Linked DNA regions of Homo sapiens: region 2 is linked to region 1. A link is a contact called in ENCODE Hi-C or POLR2A ChIA-PET data. All regions are on one chromosome and are shown on one strand. Each heading gives the region's core, a stretch centred on a gene start or an enhancer-like site at or near the end of the contact. The rest is flanking DNA. Distances are from core to core; before and after follow the strand shown.

Region 1 (2,656 bases), core at 60-2,559:
AAAATGAAGTTAAAAGGTATTTGGATGATTTTGGTAATATGAGATAATACTGTAGAAGCATATTCAAATAGAAGGGAGAATGTCAGAGAAGTATGAGCCAGAGGGCTGCTGGGTGTTTTATGGAGAAACTGAGGCCCAGATAAGTGACTTGCTTGGAGTCACACACAGAGCTACCGGCACCCTGCTCTGTCAGGGCTCAGTCTGCTGTCCTTCCCAAGAGAGTTCTAGCCTTAGGATTTGAAAAATGTGCCAATACTATTCCCTCTGTATAACGACACGAAGAAGGCAAATTACATGCCTAGGACTCCAGAATGCTCATGTCCTGAAATGCCAGAAAGCGGTCCCGCCCCTTCCCACAGACCTTTCTCTGCACGGAGGCCAGGGAACCTTTCCCTCCAGGGAATTGGCTAAAGGGATCCACTCCTTCCTGGATCAGAGGTGGAGGTTGAAGGGAGTAGGAGGCTCGGTTAAACCCTCCACGTGCAGAAAGAGAATTTCAGGCCAGAAGGGAGACGGGCAGCCGGTGCGTGGGATACTGGGCACACACCCAGTGGTTTTCCCATTTCTCAGAGGAGGAGCTAGCAGAAGTCTTTTGCTCAAGGCACCTGGTGACCGTGCGAGGAAAGTGACAGTGGAACCCAGTTTAACAGTATCCTAACCCCGAACTCAAGGACCACGCAAGGGCAGTCATTTGTTCCTATCCTTGCTGCCCACTGAATCCAGGGCCTATAGCTCGCTGACCTACTAGGTGCGCGCCTAAAGGCATGCCTGGAGGGCCTGGGTGCGGGCACGTGGAGCCACGGGGCTGGTGAAGGTGACCGCCTTCTCCTTCCTGGACCCGCGTGCTACGCACTACAGACCTGAGGGATGCTCAGGCCCGCAAAGTTTGCTCCACTACTCGGGGGCTCAAGGAGCTGTGCTTGAGGTGGCAGGGGGCGACCTTCAACCCCACGGCTGTTTGTGCTGTCTTTTCTAGTTCAAAACTAATTCCCAGTGGTGGGGGTGGGCTGGGCTTCAGAGAGGGGTCCCATTCCCGAAGCCCGCGTCCTGGTCCCGCCAGCCCACCTCCTGTATCCCTGCCACGGCCCCTGCGTCCCGGGTCCGGGTCCGGGTCCTCAGCTCTGTGGCCGCTCCCACTAGCTGATTTTGACAGTGGGGGGTGGGAGAGGGTTCCCGAAAGGCAGGGGCGGGCGCGGCGAGCCCCTGCCAGATCCGGGGATGATAACGTGCCTGCTCCATGTCGCGGCTTCTAGCTGTCCAGGCTCCGCCCCCTGTGAGTGTGTAAGTGTGTGATGCTGCCGCGGCCGCCGCCGCCGCCTGTGCAGCCGCTGCCGCCGCCGCCGCCGCCGCCGCCGCCGCCGCCGCCGCCGCCGCCGCTGCCGCCCCGGCTGCCGCGCCGCGCCGCTGCCTCTGCCCCGGCCGCCCCCGCCGCCGCTGCCGCCGCCGGCCCGCAGCCAGCCAGGCGGGCGGCCCAGCCCGCCTGAGCCCGCAGCGGCTGCCGCCGCAGCGTCGGGTCGCTGGGTGCGCGGGCTACCGCGGACCGAGCGGACCCGAGTGGGCGACCAGGCGCTTGCCCGCCCAGTGCCACTGCCGCCGCTTCCTCGCCGGAGCACAGGACCAGACACCTCCAGCGCCCGCTGCTGCTGCCGATGCGGCCCGGACACTTTTAGCTGGGCGGGAGGGCTGGAGAGCCGGGGGCCGCCGAGAACCGCCAGCGAGCTGTGCCGAGAGCCGCGCCGACCCGCTGCGATCAGGGACAGGCGCCCGCCCGCCGCCGCCGCCTGGCCGCTATGGATCTATTCGACTTTTTCAGAGACTGGGACTTGGAGCAGCAGTGGTAGGTGTTGATTTTTGCCTTCTCCTTTGATGAGCGAGTCTCCTGGCGAAGTCTGAGGTTTTCGCCTTTGTTAAGAGGAGCTGAAGCTGTCGTGGGGGGCGCCCCGGACTCCCTCCCACTTGCTCTCAGCCACCTCTGGCCCCGGCCGCGCTGACTCCTAGGTCGGATGCCGGGGTGGGGGGAGGTGCGGGAAGAGGGAGGGATGCGGACCCGAAAGCGTCGCTTTGCGCTCCAAGTCTAAAGAGTTGCATTTGGCTCACATCGAATTCGGTGCCGCCCGAGGGCTGAACCGCACGACCTCCCAGGAGCTTTTCTCTCGGAGCGGCTTGCCGGTCTGGCCTCCTTGAGCCCCGGATGCCGCCCGCCCGAAATGTCTCAACTTTCCAGGTGCCCAACGCCCGCGGCGGGCCATGGGGGAAAGGCAACGGCCAGGTGCGGCCAGCAGCCCTCTGCTTCCTTGGTGGCCACCGCCCCCGCTGCCGCCACCTCCATCCCTGCGCTGCGCGGCGCGCACACCTTTCCTTCTGCCGACTCAGCCCAAGTTCCCTGCACTCCCGGGTGGAGCAGCGGCTTTGGGGGCCACCACTCAGGGGACCTTGGTTCGAGGCCGACTTCGGCGCTTGGCTTTCAAGACTGAGGGTTTTCGGAGTTGGCCCCCCAAATCCGCAGCTCTGATGTCAATGCACATTTAATTACCGGATGGACCCCCTTCGGCCTCCCACTGGGAGGCAGCCGTAGTTTTTTGTAAGGGACCTCCAGCTCAGATTCAAAGGTTGAGTCAGCTCTTCACAAAATACCCTAAACTTGTCGCTGAGACAT
Region 2 (2,656 bases), core at 63-2,562, 110 kb after region 1:
AGACGGGGTCTCACCATGTTACCTGGGCTAGGTGAAATATTTTAAACACTTCCTCAGACATCTCCAAAGTCTACATTTTACATTCTTGTCCTGAAATCCAATCTTAGTTTCTAATGGCGTATATGTGTAAAGATGCTTTTAACAACACGAATGTTTAGTGTGGCATAGAAAGTCCTTGAGCCAAATCCTGCCTTCAATGTGCACTTAAGTTTCCATTAAAGGAGAGTGGCAACTGAGCTTATAGAGCTGAGGGTAACATTTGAATTCTTTTATAAGAAATCAGAGTACTAGGAACTAGGATATTGAATTTCACTTTTACCCATGCTGACATTGACTTTCCTCTGGAGCATCACCAACTAGTGAGATCTAGTTCAGTTGCATGATTTTTTGTTTTTCTTCAGTGACCAAAATCCAGAGATACAAATCCAGGGCTTAGGGGGCTCGCATATAGATTTGCCATATTGCTGAGGGTCTGTGAGAGCTTAATCACTTTCATATTTTATTTATAAAGCAAATGTTCCATGACATTGAAACATTAAATGTATTATACTCAGTCATGTGCAATGTATAATTTTCTAAAATCTCTGATTAATTTAATATGGGTGATTTTCATTCTTTGATATGTGGCCTTGGTGTAATTTATAACAAGCTATAAATATTTGAAATGCCATGGAAATGTGGTTTGAGGAATAGTATTAACACCTGCCTTCTGTTCTAGTTGGGTTATATTAAGTTCTGAATGTACATGGGTATGTTTCTGGGATATTATTTGAGCTGTGGTCTGTCTGTGTGTGTAGTGACTGGCTGAATTAAAAGGGGTTCTCACTATTTTCTTAGCTTTTGATCTGAAACCAAGTCTAATTTTGGGAGTTTTATAGCAGCATTCCTTTTCTGTACTTTGTAATTCCTTGTAGAAGCAGAAATGCCAAAGTACTTTGCATGCTAACTCCTCTCCTTCTTACTCCACACACCCTTCCCAACTCAGTATGTGCGTTATAACCAGGAAATAAATAACACAATCCCTGTTAAAGCCTGTACCCTGAGACACACACATTGGATATGGTCCTGGTGACATTCTTCCTGTCATGGTATGGCTCAGCCAACCTGCCCAGGGAACTACAAGGATTGTCTTGAAATCTGATCCCTTCCTGCTTCCTTGGCAAGGCAGTTGAAAGGGGCAGCCTCTGAGCAAAGTGGCCTAAGCTTTGCCCCTCCCACATCCATCTTGTTCTTAGGAAGGGAAAGAGTGAGTGCAAAGCAGAGCCTGTGAAAGCTTTTGGCTTTCCCTGAGCACTTCCTGGTCTCCACTACTGAGTAATCTGAACCTCATGAACCTCACTTCCCTTATCTGTCAATGATGGGTGATAATAGTGCTTATCTCATAGGATCGTTTTAAGAATTAGGAATTGCCCATGTGAAGAGAGAGAGGGGGGTGGAAGAGTGAGAGCACTCATGCACACTTGGTACACAGTATGGGTGCATTGTTATTATCGCTGTAGTTCTTTCCCCTACTATTAATAATTCTAACTGTAAATGACTTGGTATTGAGTCACAGGTGGTGAAACTACCTGTTTGTTGCTCACTTGGCAGTTAACGGCCAATCCAGTAACAGAATGTGGGATTCCTGACTCCTACTTTGGGGTTTATTCTACCCGATCATGATGCTCTTTGCCCTCTTAGTATTCCATATTTAATGATATCTATGTTTTTGTGCATTTCCTTTCAAAACGATAAAAACCAAAGTGAAGCAAAACAGAAAACAAATATTCTTGCAAATAACATTTAGTGAGGGCAGAGGAAATTGTACTTCCCTTTTCTGTTTCTCCCCCTTTCATTCTGAGTGAGCCATAGTATTACACGTAAAAGTTGTGTAGCTGCATCTTTTTTCTTCTACAAGATGAGTGATTTATTATTTATGGAATTGGCTTGGGATTTATTTATGCAAGTGAACTTCTGCCATTCCAACTGCATTTCCAGTGGGTAATGTGCCTGGAGAGTTGTGGGGGTTGGTGATCAGGCCGCTGCTACAATCTGGCATTTGGGAAATGGCATCAGGTTATCTCCACTTAGTGACATTGGGCTCAACTGATCTTATCAGCCTTTCCAAAGACTGCTGTGTAATAGTTGAGGGTGAGAATAAAATATGTTTTAAAATATATTTTATTTCTCTATATAGGCATCACAATCCCTTTAAAAGGTATTCAGGGAGCTTGTTAAATGGGAAATAAAGCTAAGGAGGAAACAACACTGAATGAATTATATTAGTTGACATTGAAAGCAGTAACTTATTAAAATAATGCTTTATAATTATTTTACTTAGCCCAATGTTTTTCAAATATTGCTCTGTCTTCCCAGTATTCCTAGCAGAGACATGAAAAACAGGCCCATTTATCAACTATATGATGTGACGGTTAAATGGAAAGTTGGGCTAGATTTTCACTTGTGTGAATTTGCACCCTGGAAGTTGGACATTCATGATCAAGTGGTCTGGCAGGTAGGGGAAGCCCTGGGTGAATGGTTGTTGATTTAGGCAGTGAGATATTTGGAAGGTAAGCTTTCTTTGGAGAAGCTGGCTTTGCTGTCTTGTCTCCAATTTGTTGAAATTAAACACTACATTCAGATAGTATGGTCTAATGGTTACAGTAATGTTTGTGAA

The links. A loop is a pair of places that touch in the nucleus more often than their neighbours do. ChIA-PET counts read pairs that join two places held with the same protein, here RNA polymerase II (POLR2A). Pooled maps may share reads with other maps.
Region 2: a loop to region 1 is called in a map of OCI-LY7, with 8 times the contacts of the local background. The contact joins the enhancer-like site here to the promoter of AFF2 in region 1. A Hi-C loop is called at or near these places in 1 of 168 maps with a recorded cell type or tissue (OCI-LY7) and 4 of 50 pooled maps. POLR2A ChIA-PET finds 5 or more read pairs at or near these places in 1 of 52 experiments (OCI-LY7).

Annotation. Positions count from the first base shown.
Region 1 is chrX:148,499,308-148,501,963 of GRCh38, forward strand. It overlaps AFF2 (ALF transcription elongation factor 2), which reads left to right and starts at 1,310. Exons shown (of 21, transcript NM_002025.4): 1 at 1,310-1,837. The coding sequence starts at 1,791. RefSeq lists an enhancer at 1,970-2,656.
Region 2 is chrX:148,608,704-148,611,359 of GRCh38, forward strand. All of the region lies in intron 1 of AFF2 (ALF transcription elongation factor 2), which reads left to right. Among named protein-coding and RNA genes, the nearest start is that of AFF2, 110 kb to the left of the region's middle. RefSeq lists an enhancer at 1,747-1,856. Within about 2 kb of position 1,313, at least 4 of the 41 ENCODE cell types and tissues checked have a DNase peak (open chromatin) inside an H3K27ac peak, as active enhancers do; they include OCI-LY7, where a contact is called at or near this core.